Linked DNA regions of Homo sapiens: regions 2 and 3 are each linked to region 1. Evidence: read pairs that join two places in POLR2A ChIA-PET (ENCODE). Cell type or tissue: A673. All regions are shown on one strand.

The links. ChIA-PET counts read pairs that join two places held together with the same protein. Peaks named below come from ENCODE experiments on the same cell type or tissue, not always from the same donor. Only the 100,000 strongest peaks of a DNase experiment are listed, where the experiment ranks them.
Region 2: POLR2A ChIA-PET joins it to region 1 with 6 read pairs; 5 of 35 experiments call an interaction of 5 or more read pairs at or near these places.
Region 3: POLR2A ChIA-PET joins it to region 1 with 5 read pairs; 4 of 35 experiments call an interaction of 5 or more read pairs at or near these places.

Annotation. Positions count from the first base shown.
Region 1 is chr6:158,439,942-158,442,441 of GRCh38, forward strand. The region is part of intron 3 of TULP4 (TUB like protein 4); the gene reads left to right. Among named protein-coding and RNA genes, the nearest start is that of SNORA116, 120 kb to the left of the region's middle. In A673, no CTCF peak of the experiment used is centred here; no DNase peak of the experiment used is centred here; H3K27ac peaks cover 962 bases.
Region 2 is chr6:158,491,533-158,494,032 of GRCh38, forward strand. TULP4 (TUB like protein 4) reads left to right here. Exons shown (of 14, transcript NM_020245.5): 10 at 2,041-2,185. Among named protein-coding and RNA genes, the nearest start is that of TMEM181, 67 kb to the right of the region's middle. In A673, no CTCF peak of the experiment used is centred here; no DNase peak of the experiment used is centred here.
Region 3 is chr6:158,243,622-158,246,121 of GRCh38, forward strand. It overlaps a transcript of TULP4 not described here. Among named protein-coding and RNA genes, the nearest start is that of TULP4, 68 kb to the right of the region's middle. In A673, no CTCF peak of the experiment used is centred here; no DNase peak of the experiment used is centred here.

The DNA of each region.
Region 1 (2,500 bases):
ACCTCGTGATCTGCCCGCCTCAGCCTCCCAAAGTGCTGGGATTACAGGCGTGAGCCACCGTGTCCGGCCTAGAGTGTTTCTTTTTTAAAAAAAAATAAATCTGACCTGGCGCGGTGGCTCACACCTCTAATTCCAGCACTTTGGGAGACCGAGGCGGGAGGATCACTGGAGTCCAGGAGTTCAAGACCAGCAACATGACAAAACCCTGTCTCTACAAAAAATACAAAAATTATCCGGGTGTGGGGGCACACATATAGTCTCAGCTACTGGGGAGGCTGAGGTGGGAGGACTGCTTGAGCCCAGGAGGTTGAGACCACAGTGAGCCATGATTGTGTCACTGCACTCCAGCCTGGATGACAGAGTGAGTCCCTGTCTCAAAAAAAAAAAAAAAAAAAAAAAATCCACAAACCTACTAAAGTAAAATCTCAATGGTCAGCTTCTACACTGGAAACCCTTACTGGTGACTGGTGAGTGTGCTGTAAGTAGGTTAAAGGGCTGGTAAGAGTGGAGCTGCTGCTCATAGCTCCTGAGGACTCAACTTTGCAATGAGATTTAGTCTAAGCCAACGCAAAGAGTGATCCTTTTTCTTCTTTCCCATCAGATCTGCCCATGACTTTTTAGTAGTGTGAATACCACACAAGGGAGGCCCATCTTTATTTTAAGCCCTGAACTAAACATATATAGGAATGGTTCTTGTCAAAATCAGCAAGGAGCACAGGAATCACAGTTAGGAGAATGAATTGCTCAGGAAAGAAGTTGGGAGACAGCCTCCCACCCTTCAGGGCTATCTTTATCCAATGATTGGTACTGGTTCGTTTTTAGTTATTTCTTTTTGCGTGTATTTGAGAAATTCTGTTGAGCACTTTGTGGAATAAAATATGTTTCTTTAGCAGAAACAGGTGCAGCTACTATGTTTGTACTTTTTCATTTTGTCAGTGTTTTGGTTGATTGACATGACAGTTAAGATGTCTAGAAATTAAATCGCCCTTTGTTATCTCTGGACTCAGGCGATGAATCACCAAATAGAGCACTCAGTATTGATGAATTATAAAATACGCTAAATAAAAATCTTTCTTGAGATTTGCCTTGAATAAGCAAGGCGCAGTGGCTCATGCCTGTAATCTCAGCACTTTGGGAGGCTGAGGGGGTGGATCACCTGAGGTCAGGAGTTCAAGACCAGCCCAGCCAACGTGGTGAAACCCCGTATCTATTAAAATACAAAATTACCCAGGCACGATGGTGCACGGCTGTAATCCCAGCTAGTCGGGAGGCTGAGGTAGGAGAATTGCTTGAACCCGAAGGCAGAGGTTACAGTGAGCCGAGATCACACCACTGCACTCCAGCCCAGGTGACAAGAGTGAAACTCTATCTAAAAAAAATATTAGGTTAAGAATAAAAGATGAGAGGAATTTATTAATATACACTGGCTCTTGTCACATATACCTTCTTAAAGTCAGTTTTTTGTTAATGCAACGTTAGATTTTCTTCATATATCTTTATCAATACCACAGCATGATGATGGCCTTGGTTTTGACACAGGGATCTTGCCTAAATGCCAGCGTTTAGCCAGATGGTGAACTACAAAATTGATCTTCCTGGGGTTCCACATGGCACTGCTGCTCTACAGCCCCTGACCTTGGCATTGAATATGTCCTTATATGTGTTAGGAGGGGTGAGATGTATTGTTTCACATGTGTTCACCACCAGGACAAAGGCTCGCTCCTTCTGGTCAGGCCTCTCTGGGCCCTCTTCTCAGCTGGACCTCAATCTTGGCCTCTAAATACTGCAGACTCTCGGACATAAATTATTTCATCCACACCATCTTCCCTTCCCACACACACACCCTGGAGCAAACACTGGCACCGTTTCTAACAACTCAAGGCTGTGTCCCGAGGATGACTGCTCCAGCTCTCTTACGTTCCTGCCTGAGAGCCTGCCAAGAGAATCAACTGTTTGATAGGGCCCATCTCCCAGGCTTTGTGAGAGAGTAGGGGCCTAATTTTGTTAAGCTCCAGTTAGTAAAGCCAGAGAGCCTAATCGCGTTGACAGCCCCCTTCCTGCTTTTCAGTTATTTCTGCTTCCCTGAATACTGCCTATGCCTCCCTCCTCCTCCCTCATTCTCCCTACTGCAGCAGTTATTATGGATTAAATTTTGTCCTTCCTGTATTAACTCAGGTCCAGCTTGGCTTGTCTTTGGCACCGGTCACAAGTGCTGTTGGGTCTGCTTGCACCACTATTCCCCAGCTGCCACTGGTAGCACAGATCAGCAAATCCTTTCCTCTCAGCTCATTTGTTGAGAAGTTTATCAGTAGCCATGGGAAGAAATTACTATTTTCATCATGTTTAGAAATATATTTCAGTGTGTTTTGAAGAGTTGTAAAATTTTGAAATGGGAAAGGATTTCAGGCTGACACTTGGGAGGCAGAATGATGAACCTTACTATGGCACTAGGACTCAAAGTAGGATGAGCCCCACTAGCTGACCCCCAGGCCCGATTCTT
Region 2 (2,500 bases), 52 kb after region 1:
CCCAGGCTGGCGTGCAGTGGCATGATCTCGGCTCACTGCAACCTCCACCTCCTGGGTTCAAACGATTCTCCTGCCTCAGCCTCCCGAGTAGCTGGGACTACAGGCTTGTGCCACATGACCGGCTAATTTTTTGTATTTTTAGTAGAGATAAGGTTTCACCATGTTAGCCAGGATGGTCTCAATCTCCTGACCTCATGATCCGCCTACCTCGGCCTCCCAAGGTGCTGGGATTACAGGTGTGAGCCACTGCAACTGGCCCAAGCTCCTGTGTACCCTCCCCTCCCTTTAGAGCAATCACTACAGGGGCATCTGAATGTCTCATTCTTTTTTGTTGTTGTTTTTTCGAGCTGGAGTCTTGCTCTGTCGCCCAGGCTGGAGTGCAGTGGCGTGATCTTGGCTCACTGCAACCTTCACCTCCTGGGTTCAAGTGACTCTCCTGCTTCAGCCTCCTGAGTAGCTGGGACTATAGGCAAGCGCCACCACGCCCGGCTAATTTTTGTATTTTTTAGTAGAGATGGGGTTTCACCATATTGGCCAGGATGGTCTCAAACTCCTGACCTTGTGATCCGCCCGCCTTGGCCTCCCTAAGTGCTGGGCTTACAGGTGTGAGCCACCGCACCCAGCCAAGAGTTCTTTCTTCTAGATTTGAATCCTTTGTCAGATATCTGTATGGCCATATAGTCCAGCACGTGGCATTCTTCTTTTGTGGTTAGTGCTTTCTGTGTCCTGTTCGGGATGTCTTTGGTTACCTAAGGTCATGAAGCCTTTCTTCAGTTCTCTTCCAGCAGCTTTCTAGTTTTAGCTTTCATGCTTATGGATTAATTTTTGTGTTTGGTATGAATTAGAGGTAAATGCTCATTTTTAAATATGCAGATATCCAGTTACTCTAGCAATCTGATTGATGTCTTTTTTCATCTTTGTTCCAGAGCTTGTTAAAATTGCATGTAACATTATGAACTTTCCTATATTTCCAAAGTGCTTTTTTCCCATTATGTAAGCAGAGAGGACATCTAATGCATGCAGCTAAATCCTTCACCTTTAAACGTCCTCTTCAGGTTGCCGTCTTCCTGTGGCTGGACCTCCTCCTGTTGTCCTTTCCCCATTTGGACCCTCCACACAGCAGCCAGGCTAATTGTCCCACATCATAGCTTTAGGGAGCTCAATCTGCCATCCTCCCACTCCTCAGGAGCCCAGAGTTTCTCATCAAGCTCAAAACCAGTATATATGAGACTTAATGCATTTTTTCATAGACTGTTTTAAACCTTACCATACTCATTTTAATCACACTGTCTTTGGGGTAGACTGTCATTAAACATGTGTGTCTCCATGTTACAAATAAAGGGACTGAGAAGCAGAGATACAACATGGGATCAAAAGGCAGCCAAAAAACTTTACTAATTTGATTTAAATATTGCAGATGGTGAAATGCTAGATAAATTTGTTGAAATTCACACTGTTGCAGAAGAAATTATAAGAATCACTGGCATTAGGGTAAGAAATGACTTGTTCCACCTGCCATTTTCCCAGGACTGATTGTGCAGGCCCCTGGCAGAAGGCCATTTCCACGCTTGCTCCAAGGCAACAGAGAGTGAAAGACAGTTAATTCTTTGAGTTCCTTACAAATGGATCGCTGGATCTCATTTCAGTGTATACTAAGTATATTTTGAGATGGGGTCTTGCTCTGTCATCCAGGCTCAAGTGGAGTTGTGTAATCGTAGCTCATTGCAGCCTTGAACTCCTGGGCTCAAGCGATCCTCCTGCCTCAGCCTCCCAAGCAGCTGGGACTGCAGGTGTGTGCCACCACACCCAGTTTCTCAATATATTTTAAAATGTATATTATTCAATGTAAAGTTGTCATTCTTTCCTCATATTCATAAAGCAAAAGCAAGGGGAGAGCTTTGTTAAATTCGGGCACTGGCTGCAGGGTGAGAACCCAACACCCAGGCTGGCTGTCCAGAAAAAGAAAGGACTGCTGGAGTCAGGGCCATGCTCACCATTCCCGCCACGGATGCCTGACCCCTCCTGGCCTTGCCTCCCCAGGATCAGCATTGAGGCCCGCAAGTCACCCAAGCTGCCCCGGGCTGCTCAGGAGCTCTCCCGGTCCCCACGGTTGCCCCTGCGCAAGCCCTCTGTGGGCTCGCCCAGCCTGACTCGGAGAGAGTTTCCTTTTGAAGACATCACTCAGGTAGGAGCCCCCAGTTACCCTGCCTTGCTCCCCTCCTCCTGGGGGCTATGCCCAGAGGGCCCCTTCCTACCCGCCGCCTGCACTGCTCACTGCCACCATGGGTCCCTGAGCTCTGCTCCACATCCTGCACACCACCTACTACCTCAGGAGTAGCCCTCAGGTGGAGCTCTGGCTTCTCCACCTGTGCCCCTCAGCCAGTTCTGATCTTGCAGTGACGGTGGGAGAGAACCTCCCACTTCCCATCACAGCTCCCACCGTCCAGCCCTGCCTGCCTTTCCCTCCTGGTCCCTCAGTGCCCCCTCACCCTCCGGGTGC
Region 3 (2,500 bases), 200 kb before region 1:
GTTATTTTATTTCTTGTGTTTCCTGTACATTGGTAGTTCATTGTAGAGGCTAAATCAAAAGAATCCAATTTTATTTTTTTGTGAGGGCAGGATTATTTTCATCAGGAAGTCTTCTTTCTTTCTTTTTGTGATACTAGCAACCATTCTTGAATGTTAACTTGGTCTATGAGTTCAGGAGGGATTACAATATGGTTACATCCTGTCATTTAGTTATTAGCTGAAATAGGTGTGTGTGTGTGTGTGTGTGTGTGTGTGTGTGTGTGTGTAGAAATTCTCCTTTGTCAATTATTTGGTTACCTTGAGGTATAGAGTGTATAGGAAGGGTTTGAAAAGTGTCTGATTATTTCCCTTGATTTACCAGTTTTCAAAGTTATGATTTGGTCCCCTAGCATCCTCCAGTGGTGATGGTTGAGGGTTTTAAATTTTTTCGCATAACATTATGAACGCCTATTTTAGCATACGTGGTGTGTTTCAGTCCATTGCAGTTACTGTCCTTTCGATGCTCAAATTGCTCCCTCTTTGGGCAGTGTAGGCTTATTTAGGCTGGCACCTGAGTCCTTCTGACACGTCTCTAGTAATCTCATAGCTTCCTTGCTTTACGATATGATGAGATGTTTCAGGTTCGTCCTGTATACTTTCTGTTTCAGACATGAAATCAGAGCAGACCATTTTTAAAAGAAAAAAAACCTAAATGTGCAATAAACAAAATGTTCAGTTTTACTAGTCATTAAATAAATAGAATTCAGAGCTAAAGTAGATACCATTTGTTGTGGACTGAGTGTTTGAGTCCCCCTACCCCCGTTCATATGTTGAAGCCCTAAGTCCCAATGTGATAGTATTTGGAAGTGGGGTCTGTAGGAGGTAATTAAGGTTAGATGAGGTCATGAGTGTGGGGCCTTCATATGGGCTTAGTGTCCTTAGAAGAAGAGACACCAGGAGGCTTGCTTTTTTTCTCCCCATGTGAGCACACAGCAGGATGGCAGCTGCCTACAAGGGAGGAAAAAAAGCCTGAGAATGAAACCTACCTTGCTGGTACCTTGATCTTAGACTTTTAGCCTCCAGAACTTCGAGAAATAAATTTCTGTTGTGGCCGGGCATGGTGGCTCATGCCTGTAGTCCTAGCACTTTGGGAGGCTGAGGTGAGACGATCACTTGAGCACAGGAGTTTGAGACCAGCCTGGGCAACATAGCGAGACTTTGTCTCTATTTATTTATTTTTTATTTAAATAATAATAAAAAAACTAAAAACATAAAAGAAACAAAATAAATTTCTGTTGTTTAAGCCACTCAGTTTATGGTTTTATCGCAGCCTGAGCAGACTTAAGACAGCATTTTTCAGTGATTATGTTGGCAATATAATTTAGACACAATTTTTTTATTTTTTTGGAGACAGGGTCTTACTTTGTCACCCAGGCTGGAGTGCAGTGGTGCGATCATGCTTACTGCAGCCTGGCCTCCCAGGTTCAAGCAATCCTCCTCCCTTAGCCTTCTGAGTAGCTGGGACTACGGGCACATATCACCACACCTGGTCAATTAAATTTTTTTTTTTTTTTTTTAGGGATGAAGCCTCACTATGTTGCCCAGGCTGGTCTTGAACTCCTGGGCTCAAGGGATCCTCCTGCCTTGCCCTCCCGAAGTGTTGGGGTTACAGGTGTGAGCCACCGCACCCGGCCTAGACCCAATTTAGTCCTTTATGGATTTGAAATGATTTGGTAAAGTTTAATATAAAGTATCATGTTATGATGACTTCTGCTGTTCCTTCTCTTGCTGATCTTATTATTTGGGCATCTCCTGGTGTGGAAAGGGAATGATAAGGATGATGGTAATTCTCGGTGCTGGTGCAGATGAAGGGAGGTATGTCCTCTCAGATAGCCTATGTAGACATTGATGCACTCAGTCCAGATAGCTGCTGTTAGATATCACAATGCAAAGTGTGCATAGCCTTCTACCCAGAAAGTCCACATTTAGTAGGAATTTATTCTGAAGAAATAGTAGGAAATGTTAGAACAGATATATGTACATAGTAAAGAATAGGAAATAACCTTAGACAAGGAATTATTTAAATGGATTATATTACCTTCCTTGCATGCAGCCATTGAAAGTGATGACATGCATTTATAGCAACCAATCTGGGAAGGTACCCATAATATTGAGTGAAAAAGATAGGTTACATAAACATAGGCACAGCACTTGGAAACATATAGGCACAGAAGATGCTGAACAACTAGGCTTTGAAGGCTGAGCCGAGAGGATCTAAGCTCCAGAAACCACCTAATAGATGTTTGTTTAGGTAACCATGGTCTCAAAGACTGCACCAACTGGTTTAATTCTCCTGTCATAAGATTCAAATTTCCTGGACTGAGCATATGATTGACCGTGAGTAATTTGCCTACCCCTTAGGGGTGTGTGTGTGTGTGTGTGTGTGTGTGTGTGTGTGTGTGTATTGTTCTCAATTGAGATTTCTATAAAGACCATATAGAATGGGGACGGACTCACAAGG